Regions from separate parts of the Homo sapiens genome. Here region 2 is linked to region 1. A link is a loop called in an ENCODE intact Hi-C map of the cell type or tissue named here. Cell type or tissue: PC-3. All regions are shown on one strand. Each heading gives the region's core, and the rest is flanking DNA. Links, peaks and the distances in the headings are about the cores only. Region 1 overlaps LOC107984478 (a long non-coding RNA gene). Region 2 has its middle 80 kb from the start of LINC02258.

Region 1 (10,420 bases), core at 4,228-6,727:
AACAGGGAATAAAAATAATACTTCACTTGGCCGGGCGCAGTGGCTCACGCCTGTAATCCCAGCACTTTGGGAGGCCGAGGCAGGCAAATCACGAGGTCAGGAGATCGAGACCATCCTGGCTAACATAGTGAAACCCTGTCTCTACTAAAAATATGAAAAAATTAGCCGGGCGTGGTGGCGGGCGCCTGTAGTCCCAGCTCCTCGGGAGGCTGAGGCAGGAGAATGGCGTGAACCCAGGAGGCGGAGCTTGCAGTGAGCCCAGATAGCGCCACTGCACTCCAGCCTGGGCGACAGAGCGAGACTCCGTCTCAAAAAAAAAAAAAAAATTCACATTTAGTACTTGCTCCTGTTGAGGCACAGCTGGGTAATTACTTGGGTAAAACATGGAATAAAATGTCTTCTTTTCTTTATTTTTTTTCTTTTTTTGAGATGGAGTCTTGCTCTGTCGCCAGGTTGGAGTGCAGTGGCGCAATCTTAGCTCACTGAAACCTCTGCCTCCTCTGTGCAAGTGATTCTCCTGCCTCGGCCTCCCAAGTAGCTGGGACTACAGGTACGTGCCACCACAGCCAGCTAAATTTGTATTTTTAGTAGAGACGCGGTTTCACCATGTTGGCTGGCATGGTCTTGATCTCTTGACCTTGTGATCCACCCGCCTCGATACAATGCAATTTCTATAAAAATCTTAATATGAGGTCAGCTTATAGACAACAGACACACATCACACAAATGAACTGATAATGTCTTGGGACATGTAAAAACTTCCTGAAAATGTAAAAGGATGAGATCTAGCAATAAGCAGTTATTTTCAAGGAGAATCACAACACTAGGAGATGCACATGTAAAAACAATTACAGGTATAAATAAGAAGTACAAATAAGGTATGTAAAAAATAAGTATACTTTATTTGGTTATATAAATAATTTAAAATCCAAATTCTTCTATGTGTTCCATTATCCCAACGCTCTTCCCCAGCCTCCTTGGCTGATAATAAAAGAAACATCAGTTATTATAAGGCTTCCCTTTTCCTAGTGTTTCATGAATACAAATTCAAGAGACATCTGCGTGCCACTGCATCACATTTCTGTAAAAATCTTCTCAGCCAGTATGTCAACCTCATTACTTAGGAACCAGGACCATTAGATGTACCCATTGACCTCATGAGATGCTGCCAGGGATAGAAGCAAAATCTTTACAGGAAACTGAGTGCATTCATCCTAGATTCAGCCTGGACATGCACTAGTCTAGTTGCCTGCAGAAGCACTGGCTCCTTTACCTTTTCCTTCAAAAACAGCATTTAGATTGACCTGAGTGATGAAATAACCTGGACAACTAACTCCCATGACACAAGTTTACCTATATAACAAATCCTGCACTTGTACCCCTAAACTTAATACAAGAAGAATAATAAGAATAATAAAAATAATTTTTTAATTCAAAAAACCCACAAAAACAATGAGCAGAGGTTATAAGATGGTATAGCTTTTAAAAAAACTTGAGAGGAGAACAAAAGACTGCCTTCATTCTTTTTTTGATTTCGACTGTGAAAACTCTTTGACAAATAAAAACACAAACTCCCCAGTTTTACCTTTGGATTGGCAGAGGAAAAAAAATAAGAGAGAAAAACAAAAGTCCAAGAATTAAGCTTCTAGTATTTCCCTGGTAGCTTCTGACTAGCCCAGCTGACCTAAAGTTTATAGATTAATTGGTTCTATGCAAGATATAGACGATACCATCAAATAATAATTCAAGTGAAAGAGAACATTGGAGACCTCTGTTTAAATCAGGAGATCTAGAAGCCGTTTTTATCAGTGGGTAAATTAGAAAAATATAACTTCACCTGTAGAGGGAGATGTTGGAGATGTCTTGACCCTCATTTTGGCTCTGCACTGAGAGAAAATAAATCAGAAATAAAGAAAGAGATAAAAGAAATAGGAAAGAAAGACGGAAGGAAGTCTCTTCTAAGAATACCTAACCACAAGCTAGAGTTGCAGCATGTGACCGTAAATCCAAGCATGTAATTTACTTTTAAAAAGCTCCAGTGAGGTAGTGCATCACGAGGATTTAACAAAAATGAGAAATATTCTCTTCGAAAAAAGGATGTTAAACCCATCATCCAAATTATTCCTACATATAAAGTTCCAAGAAATATTAGCTTATAATGACAAATTTTCCAAAAAAAAATTAAGATGACAAATGATCCAGAATGATCTAAAATAGAAAACAGGTGTGGAATCAAACTCAAGGACATTAGAGATAGCAAAGCTATCAAATAAATAATGTAAAGGTAAGCATGCTAAAAATGTTTTAAATTATAAAAAGAGAATAGACTATAAGATTAATTGACAACATAATTGTCATAGTTGACAAGAAAGACTGAAAAAAAATAATTCTCATATAATTAAAAAATACATAGTAATTTTAATTAGAAACTCAATAGATGATTTAAATAGACAAAGATGAAGAGAGAACATTAGAAAATGGATATAGATCTGTTTGAAGAAATTACCCCTAATAAAGCACAGAAAAATAAAGACATGCAAAAATAAGAAGATTAAGACAAAGAACAAAAAGGTCTAACATATATCAAAATTGAGTTTAATATGAAATAATAGGAGAAAGTGGAGGGAAGGATTAGTAAAGAAGATGTTTGAGTCAGCATGTTCCAAAATTCAGGAAAGATAGCAATGTTTAAATAGAGAAGCTAAAGAGTTCTCAAGAAGGATAAGTTAAAAGAAGCTGAGATAAATGCATTGTAATGAATATACGTAATTCTAAAATCAAGAGAAGATGGTTAAAATAGTTAGAAAGAAAAGATAGCTTTTTCCAAAGGAAAAGCTATAAAACTGTGACTTTCCAACAGAACAAGAGAAGCTGGAAGACAATAGAATTATTTGTTTTCAAGGTGCCAGGAGGAAAAACTGTCATATTTGTATATACTCAAAGTAAGTATCTCAAGAATGAAGATACAATAAAGATATTAACTGACTTACATTGAAGAAATTCCTTAAAAACAAAATTCAGGATACAAAATATGAAAGATAATTGCTTAAAATGTATGAAAAATGTTAAGAAAATATTTGGGCAAATTAAAGCAAACACCAAGTTAATAAAATATAAACAATGTCTAATTTGTAGGGCTAAAGAAAAACAACAAATAAGAATGCTGTGTAACAATTAAGACACTGAAATTAAGATTCTAAGGTTCTTGGATTTTTCATGAGGTAGATAAAGATACATGATTAGGGCCGGCCGCGGTGACTCATGCCTGTAATCCCAGCACTTTGGGAGGCCAAGGCGAACGGATCACGAAGTCAGGAGATCGAGACCATCCTGGCTAACATGGTGAAACCCTGTCTCTACTAAAAATACAAAAAATTAGCCGAGCGTGGTGGTGGGCGCCTGTAGCGCCAGCTACTCGGGGGGCTGAGAAACGAGAATGGCGTGAACCCGGGAGGCGGAGCTTGCAGTGAGCCGAGATCTACGATTAACTTTAGTCTTTTGAAAGTTAGGCAAGCATATAACCACAAAACGAATGTAAATAGTTTCTATAACTTTCAATCTTCTTGGAGACAAAATAGAATGAGGTAATAAAACAAAGCAAACCACACAAAACTCAATTGAAATAAAGCAAGAAAATAAGAAAATGAAAGCATAGAAAAAGCTTAATAAATAGAGGCATTGAAATAAGGTGGCAGAAATAAAATCAAATATACCAACATATTCATATCAATATACTTATATACAATAAATATAAATACATTATTTAGTTAAAAGACCAAAATAATCTGGACTTGTTTATAGAAGACATGTATGAAGTATAAGATAACAAAATGGTTGAAAGCAAAAGGATTGAAAAGATGTGGCAGGAAAATGCTAACCAAAAATCTCATGTGACTATAACATAAGACAGAATATAAATTAAGGTTAAAGCATTATAGGACACAAACATACAACCATACATGCACAGTTTCTATATAATGTCTAGGAGCTAAATTCAACTGGATCATATAACAATTCTAAACTTATTTTTATCTAGCTTAAAGCTATGCAAAACAAAAAGTATGAGAAGAATCAAACAGACACATCTACTGTCGTAGCAGATAATTTGAACATGCTTTTTTAATTAATAAATGAACTAAACAGAAAAATCAGGAACTGTAATGAAGATCTGAGTAAAATAATTACATCAGATAAGGTAACAAGTCTCCAAATCTCACTGATTCCTAATTGGTGAACTACTCTTCTCCAAGCAGTGATTCCAGGGTGCAGCCTTCCTTCTTGTGGCTCCACCACTCTGTCGGTCAGTACTGCTCAACTGGGGGCAATTTTGACCCCTATGGGAAATTTGACAAGACCTGGAGAAAGTTCAGGTTGTCACACTTGGTCTCTATTGACATCTAATATATTGAAGACAGAGATGCTCAAAACATCCACAGAACACTGTTTCCTGTTGAGGCATAGGGCAGCTCCCACAATAAGAATTATCAGGCACCAAATGTCAGTGCTGAGGTTGGAAACCCTGGTCTATAACCTTGGAGTCCTCTATTGGATCTTCCGCATCTGGCCAGCAGATGGGGAAGAATAAGCAACCTCCATTGGGGAAGTTTTTGTGAATCAGATCTAGTGTCCAGAATTCCTTACAATAAATAAAAAAGGACACAAAAATAAAAAAAAAAAGGCATAAGGAATTAAAGTGTATCACTAAAAGTGGCCAGTATATATGAATATGTACCCAAATTCATTAGTAAACAGGAAACTGAAAATTTTAACTACAATGGGTTTTCACCTGACATTCACCAGGCTGACACTGATGACTGAGTATGCCAGTTATGGCAAGGATGTGGAGAAACAGGAATCTCATATATTTTAGTCCAATTGGAAATGTCTGCATCTGATATAGGTATCAATTTAATGTTACCTATTAATGTGAAAATGCACATTCTTTATTACCAAGATTCTCTATTCCTAGATATTGATTGTTTTGGGTAGTGCTTTTCAACATTGCCTGCAGATTAAAATTGCCTGGGAAATGTTTATTAGATGTCGGTGCATGAGTACCACTACCAAAGTTACTAATTCAACTGAGCCCAGAACAGGTCCTCAAGCAACAGATTGTTGAGTGTACAGTTGAAGTTAAAATACACTGCCTTGGGAATTCTCCTCTCCATGTACACAACAGCATCATTTATAATAGCAAATAAGCAAACAAAAACTCTTATATACACAAGCTAGTAACTCCTGTCTATAAAAATTGAAACAGGCAAACACTGTGGTTTAGTCATACAATAAAATATGAATCACAAAAATGAATCCACAGCTAAACCTGCCTCGAATTGAATTTTAAACCATAATGAGATCTTAAAAGACACAAAATTCAACAAAAAATTGTAAAACGCACTGTAAACACATACCATATAGTTCTCTTTTCTCTCTCTATATATGTATATCTGTTTGTTTACATATATATCATTATACACACATGTACAAACATATACACACACAACATAACCTGTAGTAAAAATTGTAATAAAAAGCAATGAAATAACTTCACAATTCAGGATATGGGAATCTTTGGAGGAAAGGAGGGTAAGAGTTTACAGAAAGGCACACTGGGAGCTACAATAGTTCTTTTCATGCATTTTATGTTCTCTTTTTAAGCTGTACTTTGGGCATACGGTGTCATTTTTACTATCGTCCTTTAAATCAAAGATATAACTTATATAAACCCTTATTTTTTATATATTTTGAAATAATTTTAAATAACAAAAAACATAATACCTCAAGAAAGCATTCTACCACATCCTTTTTCAAGTCCTTTTTTAGTCCACACAAGAAAAGAAACCAAACAAAGTGTTTTCAATCCTTTATTGCACCTACCTCTCCCAAGAAGTGGAACGCAGATTAACTTTTTTGTTCCATGGTGAGTTTCTCAGACATAAATTATTTCTCCCCTCAACATGCAAAGGAGAATCTATCTGTCTGTGAGGACTGTATTTACCTGTGATCTTGAAGAGCTAGGTATTTTACTTTGATTTACGGCAACTTTGTTCCTTTCAAAATAGCACCATCCAATCTAGAAGTCAGAATGGGAGGTTGGTAATTAGCCATATTTGGCGTGAAGGTACCTACATAATGATTGCATTTTAACAGGAAGTGTGGGCTGCTTCTCAACCTCGATCTTTCTCATCCATAAAATCACTAAGATCTTCCAGATTTCTAGTCTGTAGCAATGGAAATGTAGCCCCTCTACTCAGCACTCACTAGTTGACAGGGGAATATTGTAATATAAGCCACTCTCCTCACTGAGGCCTGGGATGTATCCTGGTTTTCAAGTAGCTTTATTTGTCCCTTCCTGACCCTGGCTGCCTGAGGAGACAAAGCTTTGGGTACAGACTGACCTTGACTCTTGGAGGACAAGTGAAGCTTGTCTTTTTGACCTCTTTCTGTCTTCCTGAGTGCAAGCAGGCCACATTTCCCATTACTAATTCTATGTTCTCCTCATGAGTAAAATATACAATAAGTCCATCTTTCCCCAAAGGACAAATAAAAAAACAAGGGCTTAAGGACTGCTTTAAAGTATTTGCAGCTATTTTGGAAATGTTCCTCCTCTGAGGCTGAGAAGAGTTCTCTTCAACTTTCAGGATGACTCCTAGATTCTGCATCAAGTCAGCAGTCAGTTACAAGTTTACTGGGTGTGCACACTTGGCAGTATATCTGCATCCCTGCACCTTTTTAGCCCTGTCTCAGGAAAGGCTGCTCAAACCTGACTTCCAAAAAGCCTCCAGAGTGGCAACTGCTATAAAAAGTTTCAAAATCCTCAAATTGGCAGGGTCTAGTCTGGTGACACAGAAATCACCATCTGTGCCTGGCTTTCCTCCTGCATGGAGAAAGGGACTCTCTTTCTCCTCCTCCTTTTTCTTTACCCTATCTTCTGAGCGACGTTAAGTTCTGACAGGGTGGGCTTGGTGACTAGCATGCTACTCACTTTTGTTCCTGCTCTCACGTGTTGAAAATGAACCTGAACCATGCCTCCTAAATCTAAAACCCCTGAGATGGGGGTTCTCTGGGCTGTGGGATCTAATTTAGTTTTAAATTGAGAACTTTTTCCCCAGCCTTCTGGCAGTGTTCTCTGGTTTTTACTACGCCTCAAACCCTAGACTCAGATAGCCAATCACAATTCCTGAAGTTGTTTGCTTGATAAACAATATGTCTTAGTCTTAGTCTGTCCCAGCTGCTATAACAAACTACCATAAACTGAATGGCTTATAAAAAAGGATATTTATTTCTCACAGTTCTGGAGGCTGGGAAGTCCAAGATCAAGGTTCTGGGGGATTCAGTGTCTGGGTAAGGGCCAGTCCCCTTGATCCCAGATGGCACCTTCTCATTACATTCTCACATGGCAAAAGTACAAAGGAGCTTTCTGGAGCATCTTTTATTAAGACACTAATTCCGCATGTCCTTTTATTAGGACAAAGCCCTCATGACCTAATCACCCCGCAAAGGCCCCACCTCCTAATACCATCATGTTGAGGGTTAGGATTTCAACATAAGAATTTGGCGAGAAAAGAAACACTCAGTCCATTGTACACAAATACTTTTTTTTTTTTTTTTGAGACAGAGTCTCACTCTGTCACCAAGGCTGGGGTACAGTGGTACAATCTCAGCTCACTGCAACATCTGCCTCCCAGGCTCAAGCAATTCTCCAGCCTCAGTCTCCCAAGCAGCTGGGATTACAGGCGTGTGCCACCACGCCCAGCTAATTTTTGTATTTTTAGTAGAGATGGGATTTTGCCATGTTGGCCAGGCTGATCTCAAACTCCTCACCTCAGTTAATCTGCCCGCCTCGAGCTCCCAAAGTGTTGGGATTACAAGCGTGAGCCACCATGCCCGGCCAACATTATATTAAAGACTGCCTCTTTAGCACTCATTTCCTAAGTGTTTGTCAATTTTTGGTTTCCAGTGTCTGTTATTGCTGTACCATATTAGTAGTGAATCCTGGCTAAGATTCCAATGCTTTTCTCCTGCTGTGGCATTTTCTTCTGACTTGAAACCATTCATTTCTAGCAAGACATGGCTTGTGCAGAGGTGAAACAGCCTATATAACTGCTTGACAGTACATCCAGGCTTGGGGCATGAGCATGATTATACCCCCAGAGTTTTGGCAATATTGTTCACTACATGTTTGTCCCTCTCCAGGACAGAGATCATTTTTTGAACATTCAAGGTTTCTATCTTTTTCTTTGGTTTTCCTCTCTGTGTTATGTTTGAGACTCACAGAGAAATTAATCTTCTCAGAAGCCTTTTTAAGTTTACATTATTTAGTTGCTTAATTTCCCTGACTCTTCTGTTGCCTATGCTTTACCCGCTCAGGTTTTTTTTTTTAAACTACCTAAACTATACCTTCGAAGTTAATCTCATCATAGTTCACTTTTATTTGCCAAATCAGTAGTAACTTTGGAAATTCCACATACAACCTGCGCACTAATTTTCCAAAAGGTTCACAGATGGCCTAAAATTGAGGTTAGCTTCAAATTCAAGGATTGTAATCAGCACATAGTGCACGTAGGTACGCTGCACAAGCATTCTTAGCAATTCTAGAAACGATACCACATTTAGTAGGTCTAAATCTTACTTCCTAGAAACCTGGTATAAAATAAATTTATTTTATAGAACGAGAAATTACCAGCACATCATGATCATTAGTCTACAGGCAAAGTCTTTATTCCTGTAATATTGTAGGAAACTGTTGACCATATTTTTAAGTGTGAAATCTGCCTCTGACTTCAATAAATTTAAGACACAGTTGATACTTCAAAACAAATAATTTCCTATTTCAAACTATTACCTGTTATATGAATTTGTGAAAGACTACAGACATTCTGCAGCATAGACTATTTTCTCTGGTTATATAAATAAAACAGAACTTGCATGACCTTATATACTTGCTTGACTTTTTTTGTGTTTAGTTACATATCTTTATCAATCCATTAATTTATACATTTAAAGGGTATGTGTGTGCATACCAGATAGAAATATACAGAGATAAACTGTCTGAATTTGTATAGTTGCCTTATAGCAATAGCAGAGGCATATAATACTTAAAAGTTTGGAAAAGTGATGACCACTAGCTAAAATCACATTTCAAACTATATTTAAGTTAACACTACTTAAATAGGTTTCCACAGTACTTTATCCACAGGGTGGGTGAAAATTTAATTTCAAATAATACGGAGGTCCCCTCTTTTTCTTTGGGTTAGGCGATTGGAGCAGCTTACCTGAGGCTCAGAGTAAAGGTGGAAGGGCTTTTAGTCTTTAACCCATGATGGTTGCACACTGTCCACATAGTTAAAACCCATATCCATCTTTCAGTAGTCAGTGGCTTTGTCTCTTCTGTGCAAGACTGGTGCAGGAGAATCTTTTCAAAGGCTGTAACTTTATTTTCTCGTGTGCATTCTCATTCGATGAACCATATCATGGAGCCCTTGATGCTCCTCTGAGTGCTGTGGGGGATAAGGGTGGTAGATGTTGGCACAAGTATCCAATATTCAACGTAACTTACCATTCCCATCCCTTTCTATTATAAGACAATTTCTCTTCAGTTTTGTTGCCCTAAAACAAAAACAAAACAGTACTCTTACACTATCTCTCCTCTGTAGACACTGAATAATCACAGAGTTGTCTCTTTACATGGGATTAGCCTTTTTAGGAAAGCACTTTTTAAAAATCTAGCACTTTCTTTTGTGTCTCTGTAAATGCATTAATTAATCCATTCAAAATGCATTAATTAATCCATTCCACAATAGCTATCAGATACTGTTCTAGGAACTGAAAACACTATAGTAATCAAAACAAAGTCTCTCATGGAATGCACATTTTATCAGAAAGAACTTAAGCATCAAGTAAATGAATATATAAACATATCATATGTCAGGTAATATAAGTGCTATGAAAACGAGTAAAGTGAGTTAGGGTGTTTTGTTGTTAGAGTGAGTAGTGGAAGCTCTTTCTTTTAGGTCAAGAGATCAGGGAAAGTGCTTGTGATAAGGTATTAATATTTGGTCAGAGAGCTGATGATGGGAAGAGTCAAGCCATATGACTATTTCTGGGAGGATATTTTAGCAAAGGGAAGAGTATTTGTAAAGACCCTGAGATAAGTGTGTGATTAATTGATTCCAGAAAGAGCCAGGGCCACTTTGTCTGGGATTTACTCGTAAATGAAGGGTGGGAAAAGCTCAAAGCAGGACATAATGATAAACCTGTGTCCTTATGCATTGGATTCTCTCCATAAAAGTGAGATTTAAGTTGGCTATAGGTGCTCATTGACAGGTCTGGCTTCGAGAGTTAGCTGGCTATCTCTTCAAGGGAAAGAAAGAAATGTAGCTGATAGTCTTCTCTCCACATCTTACAAATCAATTGCCAA
Region 2 (10,420 bases), core at 4,099-6,598, 500 kb after region 1:
TAAAAACCTTAGTCTTTTTTTTCTTCCCTGAATATGCACATAATTTATTATGGCACAGGAATTAGCATCACAATGTCCTATTTCCCCAAAAATATTGTTTTCTTTTACAAAGCCTCTGATTGTTATTTAGGTTAAAAATTTCATGAAATCAAGTAAGCTCAGGATCAAAGCCTACATTCCTCACTCAAAAAAACATCTACAATTCACTGGACTAATTTATTATTTAGTCAGAATGACCACCATTTACTTCAATCAAGCAAAAACCCATGAACTTAAAGGGTTTATTAAGTATTCCTTCAGCCACATATAATATGCTTCCTTAAAGAATCTCTGTTAACTATAACTCTCTTTATCCCCTTACATTTTCAATGGTGCCACAGCATTCCAACAACACATTAAAGACCTCATAGATGGAGGCTCAGCCAGCTTCCCCACTGGTCACCCATCAATACAGCATTGAGTGTTTTAGCCAGACTATTGTTGAAATATATGTGTCTAAATTGTTAGGGAAGCAACTGAAGAGGTGATGAACTAGGAAAATAAAGAAATATAAACTTCTAGATGGTACAGTAAATTAAGAAGGCAAGAAAAGAAAGGCAAGTAGGAGTGAGGGTATGATGGTTTGCTTTCCCTAATAGGTACAGTTAATCTCTTAAGTTCTTTGTTTTTACTTCAATTATGGCTTGCATAAGTTTTGTCTCAAAATACTGTCATTTGTGTACTTATCTCTTCTTTCATATTATAGATTATTTAAAAAACAGGGACAGGTTCTTGTTTATCTTTGCACCTTACTCAGTTTTTAACAATGTATATATTGTATAGAGTTATCTTGAATGATTCACATTGAATAAAAATTTCAGTGTTTTCAAATTGAAAAACATTGAAGGTAGAGAGGAATTACTGGAGTTCAAGATCTTAAAGGGGTAGACATCCATCAAACTAATCAAAACCCAAGGATGTTTACGAAGTGAATGGCTGATTTTTGATGTTGAATGTAATTGGGGAATTTGAAGAACTCTGAAAACAAGGTATTATAGGGCTTGATTAATATTAAGGATTCTTAATTACTAAAATAATGTGTGAAGTTGGGAGTAAGAAGGAAATTATAAGATGGGTGTTTATAGAAATAAAGGATAAAATATAGATGCTAATAGACAACAGTCGTAAGAAAAAGGACAAGTGTTATGATCAGAAAGTGTGGACTTTTCCATGGTGAACAGGTATAAACAAACCCACCCAAATGTTCCAAGGGAGCCAAGGGGCTGAATAAAGAGGCTAACGAATCCAGCTTCTCAGAAATAAATATTCAATATGGCCTTATAAACAGAAGTGATGTTTTGGGCAGTTACAAGATAGTGGACCCCCTCATCCGCCTCCAGAAAATATTCTTTATATAGCAAGCTTTTAGGGCAAAACACGGGCAGCTGGTCATATCTTCAGAGCTTCTTGCCAAGACTGATGATAACTGAGGAGTATAGACAGGTATCTTTATAAGGGGTTATCTATGCCACAATCAATGTTTAATGACCTTACTGCAGCACACCTTGGTATGTGAGGGTCAAACACCAGTCCTTATAGTGGTTTTGCTTCAAGATGCCATCACATTTGCCTTGCAACAGTTTGTTTTCCTACATGAACAATTTTTTTTTAATGGCCTGGTCAGTGATGGTGTCATATCAATAGTCTAGACATGATGGCAGAGAACATGGAAATTATTGTCTTCATTTTAGTTTTATAAGAGTTGAAGATTTTCTTGCAAGTAGGACACAACACAATGACACTCAAATAGATAAAAGTTGGAACTCTTTGTTGCATAAAACTCCAGTGTAGAGCAGCCTGCCAGTCAGGGCCGTACAGGGATTGCTCCCCAGGACAGGGTAGTAGTTAGCTAAGCTGGAGCTGTAAGGGGCATCTAAAGTAATGGCAAGCAGTGTTGAATTAACCCAGTTTCCAGGGCTTCCAGCCCTGTGGATTAGCTAATTGAAATAATTTTAGTTTTCAGCTTCTAGGGCATACGGGCTGTCTCTACAGAGAAGAAGCAGCTTCCTTTCATGCCAGGATTAAAATTCATAGTTGGTTGCTCCATTTATCTGTTCTTCACTTGAGAATTTTGGAGCCACATTAAGGGAGAATCTGAAGGCATTTGATCAAAGTCTGTATCATCATGGATAAACCTTTAACAAATCATACAAATACAGAATTAAAGTTATCCCTTGAAGCTTCAGAGAAATATTTTTAGAACATAATAAAGCAAAATTGTTCAAAGTTAGGACTATAAAGTGTATGGAATTCCTAAATCTGAGTCCTCTATGCATCAACTGCAGACCTACTGTCAACAGATCCCCTGTTAATTCCCAGCGTATTGACTGAAATGGGACACATCCTGATGATGTTATGTGGGAACTCTGAAGAAATGCTCCTCTATTCTGACTGACCTCTCAGAGTGCCATCTATACCCTCATACACACACCTACAAACAAACTTACAAGCCAGATCTCTGCTAACATTTTTACTGGAGATACTATTTATTGCAGTAGATTTGATCACCTATCTTCAAGAGGAGATAAAAGAATAATGGTCATATGTACAACTATGGTGTTTGTTAACTTGTGTATAATATTTCCATAGGAATTTATGAATATATAGAAAGGGTTGAAGTATATCTTAAACATTTGAGGTTGAAATTCATAAGAAAAACCACATAAACATCCTTAATGCCACTATTAGATATTTAACACTGACCTAAATACCCACTGATATTACCTAATTTAGCATATTTTTATGTTCTGATATCGATTTTTTTTAAACAAAACATGTTTGAGAAAATTGCATTGGACAAATTAAACAGCAAGAAAAAAATTCAAGATGATTGCAATAAAGGAGAGATATTTAACTCAATTGAAATAAAAGACGAGACAGTTTTTAAGCACTAGGGTGAGCTACTGGAAAAATACTAGAGGATTTTAGGGAGGAAGCTTCGTCAGTGTGATTAGACCCTCTGTGTTTGCTAATTGGCACTTATTGAAGTTAGGCTCCAATACTCTCACAGAGAGTGGGAGATAGGGGCCCTGTCTTTCTTGATGATTACATTTCAAGGCATGGCTCCTAGGTCCTTGAGAAAGACATTGCTTGGGTTGTAAAACTGGCAAGAAGATTTACATCTAAGAGAGACAAAGAATTTACACTTCCAAGTTTTCTAAAGTAAATGCTCTAAGAAAAGGAAAGTGCAGGAACTTATAGTCAGGAAGAAACCTGTCTAGTCAAGCTGAGGGAAACTTTTAAGCCATCTTGTCACTGAAGGTCACTTGAAAGAGAAATTTTTATCCTTGCAACCACATGATAAATTTTAATTGTTTATTTTCTTAGCTATGTGAACTACTGCCCCTTCACACAATATTCATTCATCAATTTATTCACATACATATCACATATCTATAACCACACACTGGACTGTTTTTTTTTTTTTTTTTTTTTTTTTTTTTGAGACGGAGTCTCACTCTGTAGCCCAGGCTGGAGAGATTGCAAACTTTTATAAGGAATTTAAATACTGAGAAAACAAAGAGAGGAGTAATAAACAAAATTACCCCAGGAGAGTAAGAAAAGTATAGTTGCCAATACACGTTTTCTTGTAAGTTAGGTACATGTTTAATTTTCACAGACTATGATATTTCAAGTGATTTTCAGGTATAACTTACTATTTAAAAAAATGAACTGAATCATTTCACAAAGAGTACATTTTTTTCTAAATCATCTATCTTTTAAATATACATTTAAAAATCAGATGTTTCTGAGGATGAATTCATATTCTGAATTTTTAAAAAAACTTACAGATTTTATAAAACACAGAGCTATATTTTTTCAGATATTTATTTCATTAAAGAAAATGTACTTTGTTTGGCTTTTTATTTCCTGTTTTGTTCCATTCTTGACTTGAATTGCTTTTGTTGTTGAAAACTGACTTTAAATACTATTTTATTTGCTTTAGCTACAAGTCATTTTTTTTTCCTTAAAACAGGAATTGCTTTTGTAATGCACACTTTTTGACCTTTCTTAGTCCATTGTGTTTCTGTAAAGGAATACCTGAGGCTGGATAATTCATAAAGAAAAGAAGGTATCTGGCTCACGACCCTGTTGGCTGAAAGACTGGGCATCTGGCAAAAGCCTCAGGCTACTTCCACTCATCGCAAAGGCAAAAAGGAGCGGGTGTGTGCAGAGACCACAGGACAAGAGGGAAGCAAGACAGAGAGGGGAGGTGCCAGGTTCTTTATAACAACCAGCTCTCATGTGAACAAATACAGTGAGAACTCCTTTAAGGGAAGGCATTAATCTATTCGTGAGGGTTCTGCCCCCACCACCTGAACACCTCCCATTAGGCCCTACCTTCAACATGGGGAGTCAAATTTTAACATGAGATTTTGAGAGAACAAATATCCAAAACATAGCAATTTGTCCATTTTATTTTCCCTCCTAGCTCAGCCAAGCTAAACCACAGATGAATTTGGTTCTAGGTTCTGGTCTTCTTGGTCATTCTAGAAATGGAAAAGTCACTTGGCAGTATGACTTTAAAGGATTCCTGCTGTTGACTAACATATACATATGTAAACAATCCATTATTTATTAATGAAAGTCAGATTCCGAAAAGACCAAACAGAGAAGAGAGGATGAATATCTATCTTTGGAGATGAGATTCTTAAAAGAGATTTTTACGGAAAATGTTTTTAAAACTCATTTATTTTCATTAAATGTACCCACAGTTATTAGCAACGAATACACTGGGATGTAGCAATGGAGATGCAAGAAAAAAAGAAAGGCCATTTTCTGCTTAATTGCAAAACAATAAGAATTTCCCTGTGTCCCTTACATTTTTCAAACACTAAAACTTTTTATATCACTTGGGTCCATTACATTTTTGAAACACTTCAAAACATTTACATAACAATGTGATGGAGTAGCATCACATTGTAATGCTTGGAATGTGTCTAATTCACTTTACAATAACTAAACCAACTAAACATACACTGATATTTTACACCACACATGTATTTATTGAATTTTGCTTCTTGTTATATGAGATATAAAAAAGCCTTATAAATTATTGAATGCCTAACAAAATAACTGAACTTGACGATTTTCTAAAACTACATATAAAAAATTCAAGCTTTCTGAGAGCTAGCCTTTTCATTTGAGTGGTAAGGGGGAACCATTTTAAGACAGAAAACAAGTGAAATTTTTCATATATAAAGGCAAGGTTATTGATTTTTAAAATGGTAGCTGTGATATGATTAGAGTGCCACCTAGTGGTGAAGTGTATTAGACCAGTTGTGTTTCTGCAGTTTCTCACAAGGCAGTTCCCTTATTTTCCATCTGTCTAGGAACGGAGTGAGTTGCATTGCCTGAGTACAAGATAAAGCATTAGGAGATGGTTGTAGTTCTGATGGGAGAGCTTCCAGACAACACAGAAGACAAATATATACAACCTGAAAGCTAACAGTGTCATTTTATAGTTTCTTCAAACCTGGCAGTGTGGAGGTGATTCAGAGAAGCCCCTGAGGCCATCTGGTCATTTTTCCCCACTACCTTCAGGCAGTGATTTTGGCTGTGCAGAATGTCAAAGATTTCACTAATCTACAGAAACAATAGTTTCTTGGCTTCCCTTAGAAACACTTGCCAATACTGAGTCACTCTCACTGCCTGGAAACATGTCCTTATTTCTAATTAAAACTCAGAACGTTATAATCTAAATTATTTTATCTTGTTCTTTCCTCAATGGGATTAGAGAAAGAATTAGACAAAGAGTCTATGGATCATCTAGTTAGAGCTGAAAGAATGCCTAGAGATACAACAGGCCATTTTATAGATGACAAAATAGCAGCTCATTTTTTTAAAGCAAATTGCCTAAATTGGAAGAGAAAATTAATGCCAGGGCCGGGTGAGCATCTAGACCTGACTTAAAATCTAGCAGCCTTTCTACTTCCTAACGGTATGCCACCCTACTTTGGGTATGGTCATCTTGATCATTGCAGTCAAATACACAAGATGTGTGGTTTGCTCTCAGGCTTTCTTCTTAAGATAGTAACACTATTATTCTCTCCTCTGACACTTGTCAGAATTTCCGCCTAGTTATTTTTATTCCTAGTATGTAGTGTCTAGCACAGCATAAGCACACTGCAGTCATCTAATATTTATAGATTAGCCCTTCCCATCTTAGCTACATCTCTAGCCATCTTTCCTTCCTGTTGTGCTTATCTGAGATATGCTCAACAGAAGAAAATAGCCTAAATATGGCCAGGATTTGCAATAAGCATTGTTTCATTTTAAATAAGTTAAGAACAAATCATCCTCATTTTCACAGCCCATCAAGTTGGACTTAAGCAAAGTTTGATATCAGATACAAAATGTGAATACCAACTTCTGTGGATTAAAAATGGCAAGTAATGATTTATTAATGAAAAAATGTAAAATCTTCATATTTTCTTATGGTTTCTGTAAATATAAAGATAAAATCCTTACTGCCAGAAATTACAAATATATTTGGTGGTTCCTCCTACAGGGTATTAGCCATGTTTATACCTATATCCGCCTTTTGCTCATTGACTTGTAATATATATGCCTTTGTTATATGGTTTCTGGGTTTTGCTGTTGCTCCTAGAATCAAATTCCTAACTGTATGTAAAAATATTAATTCATTCAACAAGAGTTTTCTAAAGATATTGGCTGCTTTTAAATGTTACATAAGGTCTTTCAAAGAATCAAGTTACTATTGGTTTTGCTGCTTTTGTTGCCACTTAGAATCGCTGACCTGTAAGACACTTATATCTAGAACCAATTTTTCATTTTGTTGCCAACTCAAACATATATGAAATGGCAGGTAAACACCCTGGCATGAAAGAAGAAGAACACTAAAAAAAAAATCACTGTACTTTCAAGGGACGTGTGAAAGAAAGCTTGTGAAATTGAGTTATATGCAACAAAAACCTGAGTAGGATTACATAAGACCCCTCAAAAATCTCAGCCAAAGAAATTCTCATCTATATCTTACAGCATATTCTATCATGATTGTCTTCATTTCTCTTTGACTGAAAAAAATACATGCAGAGGGATGAGGGGTAGGGAGATGTTGATCAAAAAATACATAATTTTGGTTAAATAGGAGGAATAAGTTCAGGAGATCTATCTTACAACATGGTGATAATAGTTAATAATATATTGTATTATTTTAAAATGCTAAAAGGGTGAATGTAAAGTGTTCTCATCACAAAAATGATGACTATCTGAGGTAATGTATAATTAGCTAGATTTAGTCATTATTGCATATATACTTTGAAACATCATGATGTAAATTTTAAATTCACACAATTTTGTATGTCAATTTAAAAGTAAAAGATAAATACATAAAAAGAGGGGCCTAAAATAAATAGCTTGGGAATGAAGTTTCCTGTAAGAATCCCCTACCCCAAAAAATACGTTTAAAGCCCAATTCACAAAATATTCCTTAATATCTGTAAATCACTTTTAAAGTCTAAAGTTAAGTATAATGTTGAAAAAAGATGTGTAGTTTCTTGTTCAAACAAAACGATTACAAAAACAAATAACCTGGAAATGAGAGTAACTTTTCTTTAACAATCAAATAATTCTTTATTGAATTGAAGATTAATTTCAACTGCAAGGAAAATATCAATAAGTAAGAGCACATACTTCTACCAGTACATCTAGAAAACTGTAATTTAATTATATCAATCTGTTTCCCCCACTACTCTAAGCCCCTGAGGGACTATGTCTTATTATTCTTCATATCTCCATCATTGAACATACTATCTGTCACAAAAATTCAATAAATGTTTGTCCAAATAAACTATACCAAAGTGCTTATTGAATTGGTGATTAGAGTCAGAAAAGCCTTGATGTTTTTTCTCCTCTTAGAAATACAATAATCCACAGAAGTTGGTATTCACATTTTGTATCTGATATCAAACTTTACATAGGCCTGGGATGTAGATGAAAAAATAGTCAAGATTTTGTTTCATTTTGTACATGTTGAATTGAAACTTACATTAATAAAAATGGAAGAAGAAGATTCTTTTTATTCCCCTAATATGTCCCAGAAGTTCCTACCTCTGAGACTTTGGTGACATTTATTTTCTTAGTCCAGTAAATATCTCTCCCTGTCTTACCATCTAGTGTTGTCTACAACTATTATCCAACACTCAAGGCCCAACTCCAATCGTACCTCACCCATGAAGTATAGCATCATGTCTGCAAACCTTGGAATCAAATGGAACTGAGTGTAATTATCCAAGTTTTCATTTTACATCTGTAAAATGTACGTCATTGTGAAGAATACATTTTAAGCCTCTAACACTGTAGCTGAAAATACATATTTCTGGCACTTTATGTTTTGGGGTATACGATACCATAACTGACACCTATATGCATTGAACAAACTCATATAAATCTCTGGACATTTGCCCCAGAATTTACCCTGCTAACTTTATTTACCTGGCTGTTAATGTTTTTGTCATTGTACGCTTGTTTTGATACGTGCCTTCTTATTGAGTTTTGGCTTGGCTTATTGAACTTTATTCCTATAGTCTCCTCAATCCTGTTAATTTGTGGTCATTCTTGGCCTTAGGTGAAAAACTCCTCCTTCATTTCCAACACCTTGTACTATTCCCTTCAGCTCCCCTACTATTAGGAAAGGAGAACTTGGGGAGTAAGCACTGATCTTTGAGCAGTCACTCTCAAAGTGAATCTAAAACCTTGCCCAAATTAGATAGAGACCAAACCTCTCCTACTTATAGAGAGTTTTGATTTCAAGGTAGAAGGCATATACAAGCCAGGAGAAATTCCAGAAAGCTAAGACTTCTAGCAAGACGATTGGCCCCAGCACTGTAGAGCGGTAAAAAAGATGAAAAGTAAAGAGAAGTACTACTCCAGATAATCAGAAAAAGATCAACAGAGGACAATATATTTGAGTAAAGACCAAAAGAAGTCAGGATGCAAATCATGTGATTACCTGAAAGATAAGCAGTTCATGACAGAGGAAAATATATAATTTCTGGACATTGAATCTTTTTTTATGTTCAAAGGGTAACAAGTAGACTAGTGGGATAGAGAAGAGGGAGGCAGGAGAAAGCGTTTAGGAAAAAGGTCAGAAGAGCCAGCTAATATAAGGCCTTGTAGGTGATGGTAAAAACTTGAGATTTTAGACTAAGCATGATGGGAAACTATTAAAAGGTTGAAAACACGAAAGTGACATGAACCAATTTACCATTTGAAAATAACTCTCACTTAAATATGTGTGTAGGATTCAAAATCTCACAAATAAGGAAATCATAAATACAGAGGACAATCTGAAATCTATAAAAACCAACAACAGAATATCAAATGTTGTATTGAATATACACAAAAATAGGTTATTTTCCTCTAGTATTTTACTAAGATTGACTATTTCAACTTAATCCTTGGGAAAGTATAAACTATAAGTATAGGCTTATTACTTTACTTTTCTTCAACTTTCCTTAAATATTTAGTGAGTAAAATTAATATGCATAAACCTAAAGAAAAATGTTTTTTAACACTTTTGAAGGAAACATTTAAATTTTTCTTAACCAACTCATTTAATACATTGAGTGTTTTGAAAGAGTAAACTTGAAGTATGAGAACTTGAATGCTCTTTTCCACTTAAAGGAAAAGCAAAAGTATGAAAACGGATTAGCTAATGCTGAACAGGTATATAAAGAGTAGTAGAAAATGTAGAAAATGAAGAAAATCAAACATTTTTATCAAACATATCTAAAATAGATGGTATATATCTGATAATAAAATTTGACCATGAAATATAAATAAATGGAAAGAAAAGTACAAAAGCTAAGTATCAGTTTTTCTGAGTCGTTACAAGATAAAGTAGAACTAATCTTTTTTCTTTTTTCTTTTTTTTTTTTGAGACAAAAATCTCACTCTTGTCACCCAGGCTGGAGTGCAGTGGTGTGATCTCGGCTCACTGCAACCTCCGTCTCCTGGGTTCAAGCGATTCTCCTGCCTTAGCTTCCCGAGTAGCTAGGATTACAGGCACCTGCCACCATGCCCAGCTAATTTTTGTATTTTTAGTAGAGACAGGATTTCACCATGTTGGCCAGGCTGGTCTCAAACTCCTGACCTCAGGTGATCCACTTGTCTCAGCCTCCCAAAGTGCTGGGATTACAAGCGTGAGCCACCGTGCCCGGCCAGAACTATTCTTATAAGTTTAAAACTTAGAGCATACCGTTTAGAGTCCTTCTGTTACTACTTCTATAAGGCCAACTTCTGTTTATCTTTCAAGGGCCAGCTCAAATGTCACACATCAAAGTCTTTCTTGCCTATCAGCACTCTGCCATAATAACCCTGTTAATACTTTCTTATGCTTATTACAGCTCACTAAAAA

Evidence for each region. A loop is a pair of places that touch in the nucleus more often than their neighbours do. Peaks named below come from ENCODE experiments on the same cell type or tissue, not always from the same donor. Only the 100,000 strongest peaks of a DNase experiment are listed, where the experiment ranks them.
Region 2: it touches region 1 in a loop (6-fold over the local background); 10 of 110 quality-filtered maps call a loop at or near these places.

What each region holds. Positions count from the first base shown.
Region 1 is chr12:87,343,047-87,353,466 of GRCh38, forward strand. LOC107984478 (a long non-coding RNA gene) reads right to left here. Exons shown (of 3, transcript XR_001749242.3): 2 at 9,276-9,500. Among named protein-coding and RNA genes, the nearest start is that of LINC02258, 420 kb to the right of the region's middle. In PC-3, for the core only: no CTCF peak of the experiment used is centred there; a DNase peak (open chromatin) is centred at 5,215; H3K4me3 peaks cover 272 bases; H3K27ac peaks cover 1,912 bases.
Region 2 is chr12:87,843,146-87,853,565 of GRCh38, forward strand. No RefSeq gene overlaps it. Among named protein-coding and RNA genes, the nearest start is that of LINC02258, 80 kb to the left of the region's middle. In PC-3, for the core only: a CTCF peak has its summit at 5,293 (motif pointing left); a DNase peak (open chromatin) is centred at 5,316.